2 separate regions of the Mus musculus genome follow, and region 2 is linked to region 1. The links are chromatin loops, found by intact Hi-C in ENCODE. Cell type or tissue: left cerebral cortex. All regions are shown on one strand. Each heading gives the region's core, and the rest is flanking DNA. Links, peaks and the distances in the headings are about the cores only.

What was found. A loop is a pair of places that touch in the nucleus more often than their neighbours do. Peaks named below come from ENCODE experiments on the same cell type or tissue, not always from the same donor. Only the 100,000 strongest peaks of a DNase experiment are listed, where the experiment ranks them.
Region 2: a loop joins it to region 1, with 2.3 times the contacts of the local background. A loop is called at or near these places in 2 of 42 quality-filtered maps.

What each region holds. Positions count from the first base shown.
Region 1 is chr3:59,204,669-59,214,295 of GRCm38, forward strand. The region is part of intron 15 of Med12l (mediator complex subunit 12-like); the gene reads left to right. P2ry13 (purinergic receptor P2Y, G-protein coupled 13) reads right to left here and starts at 6,214. Exons shown (of 2, transcript NM_028808.3): 1 at 6,154-6,214; 2 at 3,224-5,690. The coding sequence starts at 5,687. The coding sequence ends at 4,674. In left cerebral cortex, for the core only: CTCF peaks have their summits at 4,437 (motif pointing left) and 5,465; DNase peaks (open chromatin) are centred at 610, 1,845, 2,102, 4,426 and 2 more places; H3K27ac peaks cover 339 bases.
Region 2 is chr3:59,255,932-59,265,558 of GRCm38, forward strand. Med12l (mediator complex subunit 12-like) reads left to right here. Exons shown (of 44, transcript NM_177855.3): 27 at 1-75; 28 at 1,111-1,185; 29 at 1,298-1,488; 30 at 2,251-2,412; 31 at 3,671-3,782; 32 at 4,813-4,902; 33 at 5,943-6,052; 34 at 6,279-6,414; 35 at 7,194-7,355; 36 at 8,991-9,353. P2ry12 (purinergic receptor P2Y, G-protein coupled 12) reads right to left here and starts at 7,054. Exons shown (of 5, transcript NM_001357008.1): 1 at 6,843-7,054. In left cerebral cortex, for the core only: no CTCF peak of the experiment used is centred there; DNase peaks (open chromatin) are centred at 2,184, 2,438, 4,349, 5,025 and 2 more places; H3K4me3 peaks cover 359 bases; H3K27ac peaks cover 2,892 bases.

The DNA.
Region 1 (9,627 bases), core at 580-8,579:
AATATGTAACGTGGAAAGTGATCAAGAAAGATGCTCTGTGGTAAACTCAAGCCTCTACATGCATATTCATGTGTGCCCACACATGTGCAAACACACATTCAGACACACACAGACACACATAGACACAAACACAAACACACACACACACACACACACACGAACAGTGATCCTTTTAAAGTGTCCAGCAGCAGAGTGCTGGCACACCACAGGCATTTGGGCATGGGAGTAGGGTGGGAAGGTCCTGGAACAGGAGGCCCTCGTTAACTTATAGGTCTGGGCTTATCAGCTAGCACTTCCTGGGCTGCCTGTAGCCCACACATGATGATGTTAATTTGGAAGAGGCAGGGATTGTGAGAGTAGCGATGAGAGTTATAAAACGTACAAGGCATAGATTGGGAAACTGAAGTTGTGCTTTCTCTTGAGAGTGTTGTCATTTAAGATAGGCTTAAAAGCTAGAGTCTAACTTAGGGTCCTCAGCCATGCTGAGCTCCGTGACTTCATGCAGGTGACCTAGTCTTTCAGTTTCTCAACTTCATCTCTTAAAAGGAAAGTAATGAGAACGCTTTATACGCGTCCTGGGACTGCTAAGTGATGGAATGTGTTGACAGCTTTGTCTGCCTGCCTGGTTAATAAGAAGTATGACGTAATACACTTGTTTTCAGTACTTCTGGTTTTACTCCGACTGTTGCTTCCAGTGAGCAGTCTGAATTGCCTGCAGTGTCAACATTTGCTATTAAACAGCTGATGCCCCTTGAGAGGCCTCGTCTTCCCAGGTCATCAAGTCCTTTACCTGCCCCTGCCTTGTGTCTGCCCTGCTCTCTTACTAACAATGTTGCTTTGTCTCTGGTTGATTAATCTAACCTTAGACACTCATTTCTAAGAGGGCTGGGCAGCAAGTCAGTTGTTTTTATGTAGCTCAGGGTGGTCTGAACTTTGTAACTCTCTCTGTAGACCAGGCTGGCCTCAACTTCATCCTCCTGCCTCAGCATCCTATATTTAGAAAGTAGGATTATGTGAGTCCCATGACGGCTGGATTGCCAGTCAGTTTCAATGGGAAGTACGGGCCTTCATAGACATTTAGGGGCGTGATCCTAAATGTGCAGGTCAAACTCGCGGCACCAGTGTCTCCTGAAGGCTTGCACTAAGCCTTGCTGGGCTGTGTCCAGCCGTCTGTGTTTTAGGGTCTTCTCAGCTGATTCTGGTGACCACTAAAGCACCTAGCAATTTCTAGCAATGCATCCTTTACTTTTATGATGCATATTGGGCCTCTAAATGAAGTTCAGAATGTTCAGGTTTGTTCCTAGGCCCTTCAAATGCTTTGTAACTTCTGTAGTAACTAGGGCTAGAACCTTGTAAACTCACTCCTTTCTTAGACAGCAGACACTGCATAGCCTGGGCTGTCCTGTTCTGGGTGGTTTCTCCTGTTGAACTTTGTGGGAACGGACCTGATGGGCTCCTCTTTGTCACTGGCATCCTGTCCATGTCACCGAGCTGAGAATCATCATGGCATCTCCGCCCCTCCCCTGTTCCCGTGGTAGAATAACTTCCTGTGGTTTCTCTACAATGTTCCCCTGTGTGGTAATTACACTCCCATCTTTTCCCCTCATAGAAGATGTTTGGAGGCCTCACCCTAATTATCCAGTGCAAATAATTATATCTTAGCTTTTGATAAAAGCCCACAATTTTGCTGTGAGTTCAGCTCATATACCGCATCAGAGCGCTATTTTTTAAAAAGGAGTTTTGGGGTTTATTGAGAAAGGGTCTAATACAGATTTAAGCACAGGCCTGTGGGGAAGCTGAAGATGACAGAATTATACATTGCTGTGCTCTGTCCCAGAGCAGACTAAGCATCTGAAGGCCCATCACTTCCTTCTTTTCATTCTTTGCTCCTTGTTTATGGCCAAGTTACATATCAGGCCATTCTATAAATATTCTACAGTTTTGAATCTGCCTTGAGAGCTTAGAGGTTCCCATAGGGAATGTAACTTTAAGATAGGTCTAATGCCCCTCTTCTCTAGGTTCCTGGCAACTCTGTTGTACAGAGCAGACCCTCTGCTTTTGTTGCTGTTGTTTTGAGAGAAACTTGCTGCCTGGAAAAGCGGTAGTGACTGGTGATCCCCACATAGACACTGATGCGCTGGGATTACATAAGAGTGTGCCACAACACTTGACTGGGCAATCTACTTCTGACTATGGTATTATAATGGAATGAAGTGTTTGAACTTATGAATCACAGATTGAAGTTATATCTGGAAATACCGTTCTTAAAAGTGTATATATTAGCCAGGCGGTGATGGCTTTAATCCCAGCACTTGGGAGGCAGAGGCAGGTGGATTTCTGAGTTCCAGGCCAGGCTGGTCTACAGAGTGAGTTCCAGGACAGCCAGGGTTACACAGAGAAACCCTGTCTTCAAAAACAAACAAACAAACAAACAAACAAACAAACATGTATATATGAGTTGTAAATTTATGTAGAGGCAATTGAAATTGTCATCAAAGGTAAGCTATATAAGCTATACTACCATGTATGGATTACTATTTAATAATGTGGCTCAGATACAGTTATGTGTAACACAGTATTAGGGTTTTCCTGTGACTGTGTCATGTGCTCTGTAATGGTATATAGGTTTAGTGATATGTGTAATAATACAAATGATTTCATTGTTTTATTTAAGAGACCTAGAATTCACCTAAAGGAGAGCTTTGGGATTTGTAATATGCTGCAGTTACAGGTTTGACTTACCCAGTTACTGGATAACTGGATAAAGCATTGTGTCAGTAGCCTTAAAATTCCAATGTTTGGTCTCCTTGTTTCATTTGTGCTCTTTCCTAGCCCAGGTGGGCAGCATTTCTCCTCAGCTCTAGCACGCACATGATAGGAAAGCAACTATACAGAGTTCAAGAGCTTAAGCTTCCATTTTTAAAATTTTTCTTTTTCATCTAGGTGCTGATCAGATCTAGGATCTTGTACATGCTGGGCACAGGTCCTACCACTAAGCCCCACTACCTGCCCTGGAAGCCTACTCTGTTAATGGTAAATCGATAGGAGCTGGCTGCTTTCCTTTTACTTTTATAGTGCAGTAAAATAAGACCCAGTTGGGCTAGGCATTTTGATGCATTCCTTTAGTCCCAGCACTCTACTTGGAAGGCAGGGGCAGGTGGATCTTTGTAAGTTCCAGGACAACCAGAACAAATAATGACAGCTTGTCAAGAAAAAGGGCCCCTTTTGATTTGTTTTAGCAAAATTTATTAATTGCACAGTGCATATTTAGCAAATTATCCTAAATCAATTCGATAAGTAGATGAGGAATGATGTCACACAGATGAGGAAGTGACTGGGCTGGAGGACTCGGAGGAGGTTGGGCAGGTAAGGTTACCTGGAGTAAGGGACAGCAACTTTGGGTGTCACTAATCAATAGGAACTTACAAAGTGGGTCAGATGGAAGGTTCTATGTACAGTGCAGTGCGGACCAAATGTGCCATATTAAATGGAGTTTGTAAAGGTCAAGATTAGCAAGTGATTCCAGGAAGACAAGGAAGTTCTCTTGCCTCTGTGGCTTCTGAGGCTATGGAAAGAGAGAAGCCAGGATTTCACATTACAGGCGCGGTTAGGGGAAGAGTCGTCGTGTTCTCCAGAAAACCCAGCATCACCAGCCACATATTTTAATTTTCTTAAACCCATAATGAGATCCAGGGAAGTAGATAGGCCCAAATAAAATGAATCAGGCTTTGAAAAATCTTCCCACATGAATATTACTAATGCCAGGCCAACCATCCCCTTGCTCACATGCACTAAGGATAGTGTACAACAAACATCCCGTCTAGGATATCCTTACCCCATTTCTTTTGTAAAAATGTGTGATTTTGCTGTCTTTTTACGAACCCTGTTTTTGGGAAATGTGGCTAAGAATGAAAGCAGTTAATATAAGACAGTGTGTAGCAAGGAACCTAATTTATAGATAAACAGTGAGGGAAATAAGTATTTTCCAACAGGATGCAGATGCTGTTGCCCAGGAAGGTTTTGCTGACTAAACACTTCCCCTCTCTGGATTGCACATGGCTGTGAACTGGCTTTGCCTGTTGCATGTGCCTCTCTTCTGGTGCTCTGTTTAGATGTAGGAGCAGCCCTTTGCACTTGTAAGGAGGAAATCTTTTGAGATGCCTGGGGTTATTTTGACCAACCCACTTTGGTTCCTCAGACTGCATCTCTTTGAGCCCCCACCTTAGCCTTTCCACACAGGCACTGGATATGCAAGTTGGTTGGTTTCTGTTCACAAGTGTCAGCATTCTGAAGGCTGTAAAAGCCAGCCTGGTGTTTTAGGAATTATGTGTGTGAGAGATGGTGGGGTGGTAACTAGAAGGAAGATTTTTCAGGCAAACCTGTTTCCCATTAACCTTTTCCATAGTACATGAATGCCCTTGAAAAGGTGACATCTAGTGGCCATTTGCTGTATTACATGGTCTCTTAATTTATCCTGCTTATAAATACGTCTATGTGGTTAAAATGGGCATAATGTTTTTCCATACACTAGGATAATAAAATGTAGGGAACTGTTTGTTCCCCTCTTTTTTCCTGTAATGCTTAAATGAGGTCTCCACATAAATGATCTTTTGAAATCCCATCCATAAATAGACGTGAGGCCATGCGTGAAATTAACCTGTGGGACACAGTGGTCAGGCTAGGGTGATGTTGTCTGTCTGACTACTGTGGTGGTCTTCGCTTGATCCTGCTGTTCTTGCCTTTCCCCATCTCACACATGGCACCTTTTGTGTGAACTTCTTGCATAAAATTATGTATATTAAGGGGTCCATACAAATGTTAGTTGTTGCCAGAAAGAGAGTTGCTTCTTTAGCAATAAACAGCTGGTTTTCTAACCTACAGTCAGTCTTATTGGTGGTTTGACTGTAAGTGTATGGTATTCTGACAAAATGCAGTGGGGCAAAGCAGACAAAGAAGACAGCCATGACGATAAATACCTTCACCTCCAGCCGCTTGTGCCTGCTGTCCTTACTCCTAAACTTCCTATAGGAGTTGTACACCTTTTTGGTAATCACCGCATAAAACAGAAGCATCAGAATAAACACAGCCCAGAAAATGAACTGGCAGGTGTGACTGACCACCTGATGCCACCACAGCCCAAGGGGACTCTTCAAAGATGCACACTTCTTCACGGATGATGGCGTTGCCTCCTTGTTCAAGATCATGTTTGGCAGGGAGATGAAGAACATCAGGGACCAGACGGAAATGGAGACTGTTTTTGCGAAAGCCGTCTTTTTGACAAAGGTTTTCCTGAACGGCATGATGATCTTGAGGAACCTGTCGAAAGCGATGAGGCCCAGCATCATGATACCCACATACATCGTCTCATAGAAGACCACGGAGGAGAGCGTGCACACAAATCCTCGGAGCTGCCAGGGCGCAAGGTGTGAGTCGGAAAGGATTTTGAAAGGCAGCATGAGTGCCATTATCAAGTCTGCCACCAGAGTGTTCTTGAGGTAGACGATAAAGGTGGAATTGCTGGGGATGTGGACGAACACCCAGAGGGCCACGGTGTTCAGCAGGATGCCTGCCAGGAAGACCACAGTATAGAGAACCGGGAACAGCAGCTGTGTCATCCGAGTGTCCCTGGGGCACCGCTCAGACTTGTTGAAGCCCTGCATCCCAGTGGTGTTGATTGTCCCGAGCATCAGCTATTACACATAAACATGCACACAGAGAAAGATTACACATAAGCAGGCATACAAAGGAAGGTAAACAAAGGGTCCTTGTGGATTGGCAGATAACTACTTCTTGTAAAAACAAACTTACTATTTAACTCATTCAGCGGATTTGATTCTTTGGCTAGAGCTTTTTTGAGCACATAGCTTAGTTTTGTTGCTGTTGTTGTTTGGTTGGTTTTTGTTCAGTTTAGTTTTGTTTTATAAAGTCCTGTTAATGTCTACCCTTGTGAAGTCCAAATAGCAAGCACCAATCACTACACGGCGGTGACAGAACCTAATTTAAGATGTAAGAGTACAGGGTAGTGTGTCATGCGTTATGAAGTACCTTATGCTTGCAGCCCGTGATTACAGAATATTATATTTAGATTTCTAGAAAATTTAACCACCTTTTACCTTTTATAGCAAGCAAATTCATAAGAAAAATTAAACTGACCTTTGTTTTGGAAGAGACTCAGCTGTATGAGTTGTGGCAGTTACTAGCTCAACCCACGAATAGCTTGTGAAGTAAAGGTTCTGCTTTCTTATACTGCTTTTCCTTCCTCATTTCCCCTTGTGGGCTTCTGTAATACCCACATTTTCTAGAACCTCTTTGTCTTTAGACCTTTGGAGCATTTACCAGTAGTTATTGGTTGCGTGTTCTGAGTATTGAATCCAGTGCTGTCACCGGCTCTGCAGGCACGCCACCACGCCATATTCTTAACATGTGGTCTATTTTATTATATTAAATTATATGTGTAAGGGCGCATATGCATTCAGGTGCCCTCAGAGGCCAGAAGTGTTGGATTCCCTGGAGCTGGGGTCCAAGGTGACTGTGAGCTGCCTGGAGTGGGTGCCAGGAAAATCCCTTTAACCGCCGAACTATTTCTCTAGGCCCAGTGTTTTACTTTTTATTATTCACATTCAGCGACCTTATTGAATACTTCATATGTAATAGTAGGAGTTAAAATGATGAAGAAAATAGTATGAAATTACAATCAAGTAGGAGGAGAAGACTTGATCTGAAAATCAAATCATCTTCTGTCCCTTACAGCCTGGGCGTGCAAGAAGTTTGTATGTCTAAGGCTAGGCTTTGGTTGTTGGTTGCTTGTTTGTTTTGCTTTGTTTCCTTTCTTCAGACATTGCTGTTAGTCTTTTGATCCCTAGATCTGTGGCAGATTATGAGTCACATTTCCCAAGAAGTGGTAGCTATTATTCCTGGACCTCTGCATTATTCGGTATTATGTTTAAACAAATGTTTTAAGAGCTATATACCTCATTCTCTCATGTAGCAAGTTTGAAATCATCATCTACTTCATAGGAGTGTGGGGGAGGGGGACCGATGGACCGACCCAGGGCACATCAGTGAAAGCTAAACATGCCAGCCGCTCATTGCTTGGGTTCCTTGAATTGCCCAGTTTGAGTGGAGCTACAGTGTGGCACTTTTAGGAAGCCCTTTTGGGAAACCACCTCCATTCTTGAGACTTAGAGAAGTTTTGAATCAGGGCTGGCCTCAGATTGGTACAGTGTTTCGTTTTAAATCTCAGGGAGTGTGCAGAAAGTTACAATGTGTGACAGTCTGCTTCCCTGCCCGACAGATGAAGGGAAAGAGGAAATCAGATGATCCTGGGGAGGATGTGTGGTTCTCTATGGCAAGTTTCACTTCACCGTTCTTGCCACGCGCTTACCGTAGAGATGGACCGTCTTCAGGGTTTGGCTAACTAGTAATTCCTATATTACTTGGTTGAGAATTTGGAATCCATTGATTCCACATTTGAACATTTTAAAATGAAATGTACTGTGTTTCCAGGGAACGTTGGTTAACTCTAGGGAATAAATGGCACATTGTAAAAATTTTCTTTTTGGCTAAAATATGTTAGGATTTACTGATGTAATGCCCCTTAACTTAAATATATATCCTTTTGCTTTATAAGAGGATAAAAACCTAGCAAAATCAATATTTTAAAGTAGGTTTATTGTTAATTTTAACCATAAACACAGTCAATTTTAAATTTCTCAATAGCCCCCAATCCAATATAACATTGAAGGTCTGGAAATTTTTACTTTAAACAAGGGAAATTCTGTACAGGATAATTTCATAATATGAGAAGTAGAAATCACATTTTGGTCAAATTTCAAAATGCCAAATGTGGGAAACTTTGAAAAGAGGAACTGATCAGCAATGGACATTTCTAGGGTCACAAAGGTACATTCTTTTGGTTGTGAAATACATATTTATTGTGAGTGTGTGAGTGTGTGTGTATGTGTGTGTGTGTTTTCCTTCAGTGGGTTAGTTATATCTTTCCAACATGTGGGTTTCATGGATTGAGCTCTGCATGGTCATGGTTGGTCTTCTCTAGCTGAGTCATCTTCATAACTACTACACACTTGTTAAATGAGAGCTCCCCTTGGTAAGTTCCTTAGCTGATATTTGTTGGAAAGCCTGTTCCTCTTGGAAGGGCCTCTCTGCACGCTGCTCCCTAGGCCTGTGTGGAAGTGCCATCTCCAAGCTGCGGGCCGTAGCTCCAAGGGCTTGTCCACCTGTCGCTTTTTGTTCCCCTCATTTGGGAAGTTATTTATACTCACTCTGAAATACTTGCCCCCTTTTTATGATGAAATACACAACAGTGTCCTTTTCATATAGTTAGGGGTAAAAGAACGTCCATCATATGCTCACAGTGAGGCCTGTCATGGACGATGTCATGCGAGCTTCCTCAGTCAATGAAAAAGAAAATAGGAATACTGTGGGCTTATTAGTTCACGAAGGCCGGGAAGGAAGAACTAAAAAACAAAAAACAAACAAAAACAAACAAACAAACAAACAAACAAAAAAACCCCATGCATTGAAAAGTTTCAGTGTTTAGGAGCCTGCTGAATAATTTAAAGACTGGAATAAATTAAAGACTGGAATTCTAATATGCACTAAGAATAGACTCAAAGTAATAAAATAAAAATAGCTATGGTATTATAGGTAACTATGTTATCACAGCCCTTACAATAACAACATAGTCCAGTCTTATTTTAGATGTGAAAATCAAAATGAAGAAATTAAGCACCTTCCCAAAATAGTGTTAATAGAGACCACCACTAACTCACCACTGGCCCTAGAATTTGCACTTAGAGCCTGCCTTGTCCCAACCCCACCACACCCCTGAGAGAGCAGCTGGAGTGGTTCACTTCATCCTGAAGTCCTTATGCCAAGAGTCAATGATTGATACAGGAAAAAGAAGCTGAACGGACACTCAGTTCTGTCTGGTACACACTCAGGTCTAAGGTTAAATTTGTAAATTGTCCAACCAGTATGGTCAGATGGGACAAACTGGTCTGTAATGGAAGTTGCCTACACCTACTTCCTTTGCTAGACCTCCAGGATTCCTGAGCTGGATCAAGGCAAAGAGCAAAGGGACTTCTGGTGATGTAGTTAACATGCATCATATAATAACATTAGAAATGTTGAGATGTTTGCTTTCATTTTCACTAAGGATGTAAGTTGAAGTGGGAACTCAAATATTCCTAGGAGAGAACTCTTATTTACTCTGAAATCTACTGAGGTACTTTCCTTAGAGCATGTGAATTTTTTAAAACTTTCCAATTAGGGTAACCAAAAGTGATAATGAGTTAAATACACTATGTAGTTTACAAGCAGATGTCCTGAAGTGAAAATCAGTATTAGAAAAATCTCTTCAGAAACAGGCAATAAATTCACAGCAATACTTGAAATGCTTAATATTTAGTTACAAGGATTTTGTCATAAAAGAAAGCATATGTTTTAAAGATGAAATACATAGGAGATGACGCAGTAGGTAAAGCACTTGCCACACAAGCATGGAAGAATAAACTTAGATCTCCTGAGCCCATATAGAAGTAGACACAGTAATGTGTATATGTAATTCTGTCATTCGTATTGCGAGATTGGGGATATGGAAACAGA
Region 2 (9,627 bases), core at 945-8,944, 52 kb after region 1:
TGCTATCCTCATGGCATTAAGGAGTGTACAGAGGGGGACAACCTGCAAAGACAGCACATTAAGCGCATTCTTCAGGTAAGCGGTCCATTCCAGGGATGCTGGTCAGGCCATCCATCACAATGTGATTCTTCAAAGAACTACTTTGTTACTGTTGTTGTTTCTGACCTTGATTTTTTTTCCATTTTTTATTAGGTATTTAGCTCATTTACATTTCCAATGCTATACCAAAAGTCCCCCATACCCACCCACCCCCAATCCCCTACCCACCCACTCCCCCTTTTTGGCCCTGGTGTTCCCCTGTACTGGGGCATATAAAGTTTGCATGTCCAATGGGCCTCTCTTTCCAGTGATGGCCGACTAGGCCATCTTTTGATACATATGCAGCTAGAGTCAAGAGCTCCGGGGTACTGGTTAGTTCATAATGTTGTTCCGCCTATAGGGTTGCAGATCCCTTTAGCTCCTTGGCTACTTTCTCTAGCTCCTCCATTGGGAGCCCTGTGATCCATCCATTGTTGGAAAGATCAGGAATTCAAGGCCCATACCTAAACATGATAAAAGCAATTTACAGCAAACCAGTAGCCAACATCAAAGTAAATGGAGAGAAGCTGGAAGCAATCCCACTAAAATCAGGGACTAGACAAGGCTGCCCACTTTCTCCTGACCTTGATTTTAATTCTGACTTTTGTTTTATTCTGTAATTTTCTTTACAGTGACATTGCCACTGCTGGCTACTCAGTAGATACAGTCAATAGCAAAGGGCATATATTGTATTTTAAGTCAGTGGTATATTTACTTGATACATAGTATTTATGATAGCTCAATTTTAAATGTGTTATTTAAGAGATTCATCATTTTGGAGTGAGGTTGGCTAATTGGTAAATGGATTCTGAGAGAAGCCATACTTGTCTGATTTCTACTTCCTGGCTTGTTGGTGAACGTATTTTGATGCTTGAATCTACTTTGTTGTGCATGTTCATTTTTATCAGGCATGGGATTGGAAGTCTTTAAGGCTTGTGAGTTTCCTTGCTGGGTATGAGTATTAATTACTGTAAGGCTGTGTTAGCATACATTCAGTATTCAAAATGTGACAATTCTTCGAATTTTCTCCAGAATCTTGAGCAGTGGACGTTGAGACAGTCCTGGCTGGAGCTCCAGCTCATGATCAAACAGTGCTTGAAGGACCCTGTGAGTATATATTGACAGCACACGTGTGAACTGAATAGAAAAGCAGAATGTCATTGGTGCTTGAAAATCAAGAAGTGTGTAGACAAGTTAGCTTTCTTTTTCCTGATACTAGAGCTCTGGTTCTGTGGCCGAAATGAATAATTTGCTGGACAATATCGCAAAGGCAACGATAGAAGTGTTCCAGCAATCTGCAGACCTAAATAATAATGCCTCCAATTCTGGCATGAGCCTCTTCAACCCAAACACTATTGGAAGTGTTGATCCAAGTAGCACAAGACAGAATGGAATAAAGACATTCTTAAGGTATTTATAGTTTTGTTGGGCTACCGTTGATATTTCATATGTCACAATAGCCTTGATTAGCATAATTCATTTTTTATTAAGCTTCAGGAAATGTAAGGGAAATAATAACTTACAAGTGACAGTTTCTGTTACTCAGCCAGGTAGGAGGGAAAAGTGGGGTGAGTGATGTCTTGGCACGTTACATTTTTTGTTGTAGGTCCAGGTACCTCAGTGACACAGATGGACTTAAGTTTGATGTGTGGTATCTCTGTCTTTGGGTCATTCACTAAACATAACATACTATCTATGTGTCTTTAATGATAGTTTTGTACAAATACAGTAATTTGTATTTCATCATGAAAGACAGATTGGTTTTCATGTCATCATTTTGGTAAAAGGTAAATAGGGGGTTTTAGAATTTAAAGATCGCTTATTCCTTAGCTTGAACACAATCCCATTGCATATCATCACCATGACTGAAACGTATAGTGTTCATAGAGAGAACATATGGTGTTTCATGGTCAGAAAGGCAGGATCCATGAGTCACTGAAAACAGTTTACAATGCAAAAAATGCCTTCCCAGAAGAGCACCTTTTACTCCTCAGCAGATGTGGGTATAAAGCGTAAGCAAATGCCTGGTCTTTAGCAAAAGGAGAAAGTGCAGACATGAAATGAGAACTCTAGTCTGTGCCTTGTGCACCGGTGTTTGACTGTGGCATCTGCATCGTCTGTGAGAGCAGAGGCAGCTGCGTTCTCGGGTGTAACGCCTGTTTCTGATTTTAGTTCCTCTGAACGCAGGGGTGTGTGGCTGGTGGCCCCCCTCATCGCCAGGCTGCCAACATCTGTGCAGGGAAGAGTGTTGAAAGCCGCTGGGGAAGAGCTGGAGAAGGGGCAGCACCTGGGTTCCTCTTCAAAGAAGGAAAGAGATAGGCAGAAGCAGAAAAGGTACGCTGGCAGGTGCCTCGCGTCAAGGCTGGCATCCGAAGGACCCGGAGGAAGCCTAGAAGCCTCCATCAAAGTCACATCGCAGCCAGCTCCACGGGGTGGGGCTTGTAGAACGGCCAACTCTCTGTTTAGCAAGGATCTGTATAGGGCACCAGGTCCCATCCCTGCCTGTGTGTCCAAATCACTGCAAAGCTATTGACGTACACAGGCTTGTTGTTAATTCTGACCTGCTAGACCTTGAAATAATTACTGATTTTCATTTTCTTAATTTAGGAACCTTGTTGTAGATTTTTGATTAAAACTAGCCATAACAACTGCCAAAACTATTTCATTATTTCATGCCCAAGAAATGGTTTCACATCATTGTTTTTGAAAAACAGATCATCTCGTATTGAGGATGAATATTCATACTATACATTTGAAACCCAAGAAGTTTTAAAGAGAAAGGTCATAATTTCTTCATTCTATAAACTTAAAGATAGAGCTAATAATACTACCACAACTGAGTGTTCTTTATTGGCTACCTACAGGGCTCCTGATTCAGACATTCTGGCATAGACCTGTTCTTTAGGAAAATTTTCTTTTCACTATATCAATCAGTTTGACCAATGTTCTCTAATGGGAGATATCTTGTTAACGTGAACATTGTAAATAGAATTTTGCCCCCTTTCTAGCGGAGGCCATGGGCAGTGTCGGGGCCTGGCACACGGTGTTCCTAGCAAGTATCTTGCTTTTTGGAGGCCTCAGACCTTGTTGTGCTCCCCCCTAACTTTACCAACACTCTGCTGTTGGCCTTTGAGAAATATACAACCAAGAAACACAGGCCTCGGAAATAGTCAAGGTCCACAGAGAGCCGCTTCCTAAGGAAGAGTTTTCTCTGAGCAATCTCTCCGGTATTTTTTGTTTGTTCTTTGTTTTGTTTTTCTCTGCATACATTTATATTCTTTGTCCTGTATATTTAAAAACTTCCCCCTAGTAACAGAAAGCAAGCTCATCACATACCCTGCACGTTTCTGTTGCTTTGGGATTTCCTTCCAGAGCAATAGAGAATTGTCATTTAAAAGCTTTACCAGTGGTTTTTAATCTTGCCAGTACAGGAAGGTGTCACCTTCCCAAATGTTCTCTGGTGGTTTCCCACCCTGTCCTTCATGTAGTCGTAAATAAACAAGAGCAGTGAGTGAGTCTACTAGAAAGAGCAGCTGTTGCAGCAGGGGCAAGCCATTTTTTCTGACTAGCTCTGTTAATACTTCCTTTGCAGTATGTCTCTTTTGAGCCAGCAGCCTTTCCTCTCATTGGTCCTTACCTGCCTTAAGGGGCAAGATGAGCAACGGGAAGGCCTTCTAACATCTCTGCAGAATCAAGTCAATCAGGTAAAGCGTGGAGTACTAAACTCGGCCAGTATCTTTCTGATGGTATTCATTATTTCCCTTTTGTGATTTCATGATAGTGTCCTAATGTGACATTAGATTAATGTTCTGCCGCTGAGATGCTAAGAAACACAGTCCATGTCCCATTCTGCCTAGCATCATGGTCACCAGAAGGCCAGCAAAGCTGATGCTAATTATGCATTGAGAGATATGTAAAGACTATAAAAGTAAGTTGTTGCACACTGCTTAGCAGCTAGCTTACCGATCTCTGTTGCGCCTACCGAGAAGCAAGGAATCAAGGAAAGATGTCAGATTGGTTTTGTGAGTTGGATTATCCTGACACAAAGCCAGGTGAACCCTGCCCGGTGGCATTAAATGAGAGCTGATAACATGCACAATGGCACCAGGCTTACTCGGTTTCCTTTGTCACCACACCCACACTTTGGACAGGTCTTTTCTCTGTCTAGCTTCCAGAGGGAGCCATTTAAATACAAAGCACTCAGGGTTCTCTTCATACCTAGACTACAAATGCCAGGGCTGAACTGATAGAGCCACTCCTGATTGGGCATTTGCTGTCTCTTCCAGTGGGTTTATCCTTTCCTTCAAGCCGCTCTGGGCTGGGCCAGTGTCCTGGTTTAGGTGCCTGAGCACTTCCTTCTTTTGTTGCCTGGAAGGATCCATGTCAGATGTTAAGCAGACCTGCTCTGCCTTTCTGCGAGTCTCAGTTCACCTTGCCTCCCTTTGTCCTTGCCATAGGCATTTCTGTGTGGCCTTTTTCCGTGTGTGTGTGTGTGTGTGTGTGTGTGTGTGTGTGTAAGACTTTCTTCTCCCAGCTACCCAGGAAATTATAAAATAACTGGGATTTTGTCTGTCTGGAAGAAGAGGAAGAGTAAAAAAAAAAAATAACTTTGTTAATGTTTAAGCTAAGAAGTGTTAGCTGTTACTGTAGAGCTTCATTTTAAACCTGTAAAAGTCGTCATAGCAAAGAACAAAGGGATTTCTGTTGTTACTCTTTGTTTTTTCCCAATCTTAGATTTTAAGTAACTGGAGGGAAGAAAGATACCAAGATGATACGAAAGCCCGCCAGATGATGCATGAGGCCCTACAGCTCCGCCTGAATCTGGTAAGGATGTGGCAGACCCATTTCTGTCACACCTCTCTCTGTGTGAAAGTAATACCAGCTTTCAACATCTGTGGACAGAATCTGCATGACAGAGGGAAGCCTTCCTCTTTCTCACTCTGTACCTACTTCCTTTTCTCTTAAACCTTCTGTTTCCTTAGCTGCCGTCCTTCCTGTCTGGGTTGAATTCTAGACAGTAGAGTTGTAAGCACCTATTTGTGTTTTCCACCAGGGAGTAGAGGCTCCATCTGGCAGATCTCTCCTCCTCCTCCTGTGCAGTGCTAAGGGGAGGTCCGACAAACCTTTAATAGGAGTGTTGGCTTTCACTGTGTTCTATTTTACAACCACAGAAATCTGTCAACTCTCAATTTTTCTCAGAGACATTCTGTTAAATTGATCAGAAAAAAAAAAGACAAATCTCACAAGAATATTTTACAGAAATCTGAAAGTTTCAGCATGTTTTGTATTCCCTTAAATTTCCTCTTGACAAATCCTGAACGTGCCCTGGGCAATTGCTTTTCTGGCTTTTGGCAATCTGACCTCCCTGGGCAGTTGTTCACCTCACCTTCAGCACTCTGACCTCCTCCCAGGAGCTGGCAGACCTGTGGCAATACCTTCTCCTCCTCATTCCTTCCACGTTAAAGGGCATCTCCAGGGATATTATAGTGGCAGGCTCAGATGCAATAATAATCGAATATCACACAATTGCAGGTGATGAGACAGAGTTTTGATGCTATTCAGGTTTAACTGCAGTTATGTCTAAAACTAAGTACCATGAGAGACTGATGAGAAGAGAAAGGTAATTTTGTGACTGCCCACATTCAAGTGTTACACTTTCTGTTAAGTTTTGAATGCCTAGCCTCTGTGGAAAGAACCATAAACAGTGATAACCACATAGCTAGAAGAGACAGTTGTAGGATAATCCATAGTGTGGCTAGCAAGAACCAGTTCTTAACATCACTTCTGGTTTAACAAATCAACATTTGGGCACATATGGTAATAGGGGTAGCAATACAAAATCTTTATCATATTTTGTATGCTAGGTAGGAGGAATGTTTGACACGGTACAGCGGAGCACGCAGGGGACCACCGACTGGGCCCTCCTACTCCTCCAGATAATTACTTCGGGAACTGTTGACATGCACACTAACAAGTATGTTGGGTTTTTGTTTTGTTTTATTTTGTTTTTTATCATTTTATACCTTTTTTTTTCCCCTGCATGCATGCATGGTACAAGCTTTTGTCTACTGACAGGAAATTCTGCCACTTACTGATTTAGCTGTCATTAAAAACTTAGCACTTTCAGTAGAAATGCTTAGGCAATTCTGTGTGTCCGGGTTTTGTTTGTGAGAATAAAATGGGGTTTTCTTTCTTCTCAGTGAATTATTCACAACGGTTCTTGACATGCTGGGTGTTTTAATCAATGGAACCCTGGCTTCTGACCTATCAAGTGCTTCCCCCGGGGGATCAGAAGAGAACAAACGTGCATACATGAACTTAGTAAAGAAACTGAAAGTAAGCTTGTGATCAGCCTCTACTCTGAAATCATGTTGTTTATGGATTATTGTCTTAATTTCCTCCTCATTAATCTACATGTGTAGCTGATTCAGCAGATTGTGGTTATTTGTTATCTTACCTACTCTGTCAGTCCTTCAAAATTACAAGCATGATATTTGAACGATTTTTTTCTCTGAAAAGGTGTGCTCAAATAAAATGTGTTTTAATTTTTAAGGATTTTAAAAATGCATTATCAGATATCTAACCAAAACTCCAGTGTCAGATTTCCTTTGAACCCATGCTTGGATTTACACATGCAAGTGGGAAAAAAAAAAATGAGCTCTGCATTGAATTTGTAAATCCACTAACAGTCCTGGACATGAACGGCAAATAGACATTGCAAATACATAATCTGAAGACGTTACAGTAAAAAAGCTGATGGTTACCTTGCACTGTGACCCTGGATACGGGAAAGTGTCCGTGCGGCAGCTCCTGCTGTGTGACAGCAAATGACACTGGCGTTTTGTCATTTCAGCACTCTGATTTGTCATGGAGAACAAGACTGCCTTTGTGTGCACCCTGATTTTCTACTTGAATAGAAGAAATGAAACATTTCACCAGTCCAATTTGCAGCTGTTCCATAGACTGCGCTAAGGACTAAAGACATACTAGCCCTAAAAAAAAGGAAATGTGTCACTGGGGAACTTCCTTCTTGTTAGCTTTTGCTTCATTGTAAAGTCAGAATTTTTGCCTCACTTCTCTCTTGCTTTTACATTTTTCCCCCCTCTTTCTTCTAGAAAGAACTAGGAGACAAGAGGTCAGAAAGCATTGACAAAGTTCGACAGTTGCTGCCTTTGCCAAAGCAGACCTGCGATGTCATCACGTGTGAACCCATGGGTTCTTTGATCGATACAAAGGGAAACAAAATTGCTGGATTTGACTCTATTGATAAAAAACAGGCAAGAGTAAATGTTTTTTCCCACATATATAAATATATCTAGTTATAGAAGCCAAGTGACTTTTCTTAATTTTCAGTGGTATAATTTTTGTCATCAAAGCACAATAGCTATTGGCATTGCAAAAAGAAAAAGAAAAAAGCCATTATCTTCAAAGATCTCCCAATTAAAATGCTTATCTGGACTTCAGGGCATTTCTAGAATCTACCAAAAACTTAAGTAACAGCTTAGCATAAGAAATAAAAGTAAAATAAAATTATTATTTTACATCAGGATAGGAAACAAGCTATGTTTATATAAGAAAATGTGTGCTGATAAGAATTTTCATTTGCTGAGTAAGCAGTATTTAGTAAAACTTGTGTTACAACACTACGTAGTCTCTAAGAAGCAGTATTAGATGGGCATTTGCTTTCTATACAACGCTTTGGAAGGTTCTTTAAAATAACAGAAAGGCCAGCCTGAGTAGCCATTGGCACTGCAGCAATGGAGATGGTGGAGGGAATCCCTGCCCTTAGGGGGAAGTAGATGCACTTTTACATGCAACGGGACGTGCAGGTCAGGTCATGATGGCACCAACGGGGAACGGTTTAAGTCACACAGGCAGAGGTAGTCAGAACAGGGGTCCTACAATAGTGGACACACAGACCATCCTGACGGACTAAGTATACAGAAAAGTATAGGACAGGTGGGGAAAGTTTAAGGAAAGGCAAGAAAGGTGACTGTTAAGAGGAAAAACCATGCCACCAGAATTCAGAGTTAACTCAAATGCCATAGCAGTGTGGCCATGGGAGGGGAAAACCAGAAGTCACAATAAGGGTGACTTGGGCTTCTTTCAGAAGGCATCCAGGAGCCATTTAGATGTGAGTTCTACTCAGGAGAACGATTTCATCACATGGCAGACAGCAGTGGGTGGTGACATTACTGGTAGTGTCAGAAGAAGTCACACTTAAAGAGGAAGACAGACAAAAACAGATATGCTCACATGGGGGGCGGGGTACCTTGGCCGTTTTGAGGAGAAATGTCTTTAAATAGGTATACTTGCAAAATTACTAAGAAATGTTACCCATTAGTATTACAAATAAAAGCATGCTATTTTTCAGAAACAAAATTGAATTCCTTACCTGGATTCAGTAAAGATACCTTGGAATTGAAAGACTTAATTTGTGTTGTACCTGTTTCTGTAATTAATTTTCTCCCAAAAAATTTTATTCAGAGAAAGCCACATACATGTACATGAAATATATACTAAATTGAGTTCATACATCAGAGGCAGACTATATATTGACTTTTAAATCTTGTATAATACTAAAAATAATGGATTCCTGAGATGGTTCTAACAGCAACTTTACAGGATACTTGAGAGATTATATTTTCTACAACATACTTGAATGAGAATGTCATTTTATACTAAAATATTTTAGCTCACTTTTAGATGCCTTAAGGAGTGTCAGGTGGTACAGAGCACTGGAGAACTGAACTTGCAAAGTCCTGAACCCCAGTTCACACTGCTTAGATGAACATTCCTGTCTACTGAGTTCCCTTAGCTCGTTCCAACCTTCCAACCGCACGCTTTCAAGCTTGCCCTGTGGGTTGGGGACAGGCCAGGTTGTGTTGTCACAGAACATTCTTTTCCCACAGGGTCTCCAGGTCTCTACGAAGCAGAAAGTGTCCCCATGGGACCTGTTTGAGGGTCAGAAGAACCCAGCCCCGCTGTCCTGGGCCTGGTTCGGCACTGTCCGTGTGGACCGGAAGGTGATCAAGTATGAGGAGCAGCAGCACTTCCTTCTGTACCACACGCACACCATGCCCAAGCCCCGAAGCTACTACCTCGAGCCGCTGCCCCTACCTCCTGAGGAGGAAGAGGAAGAACTCACGTCTCCAGTTTCTCAGGAACCAGAAAGGAAATCAGCTGAGCTGTCAGATCAAGGAAAAGCTACAGCTGATGAAGAGAAGAAGACAAAGGGAAGGAAGCGTAAGACAAAATCGAGCTCACGCATCGATGTGAGTGGGGGGTGTAAGGAAAAGACGGGGTCATGGGCACCTAGTGTGGGATTTACCTACGGCCGAACTCTACACCTAGAAACATTACAAAGAATGCTAGCAGCTTTCTTACGTAGAGTTTCCTAACAAGTGTCTGTACTAACGAATGAATTCTCATAGGTGACAGGTAGAAAGCTTTTCATTTCCCACTGACCACTTTTTTGGGGGGTGGGGGTAGGGGTTTTTGGAGGAGATGTGGGATTTGTTTCTACATAACCCCAGTTGCCCTGGAACT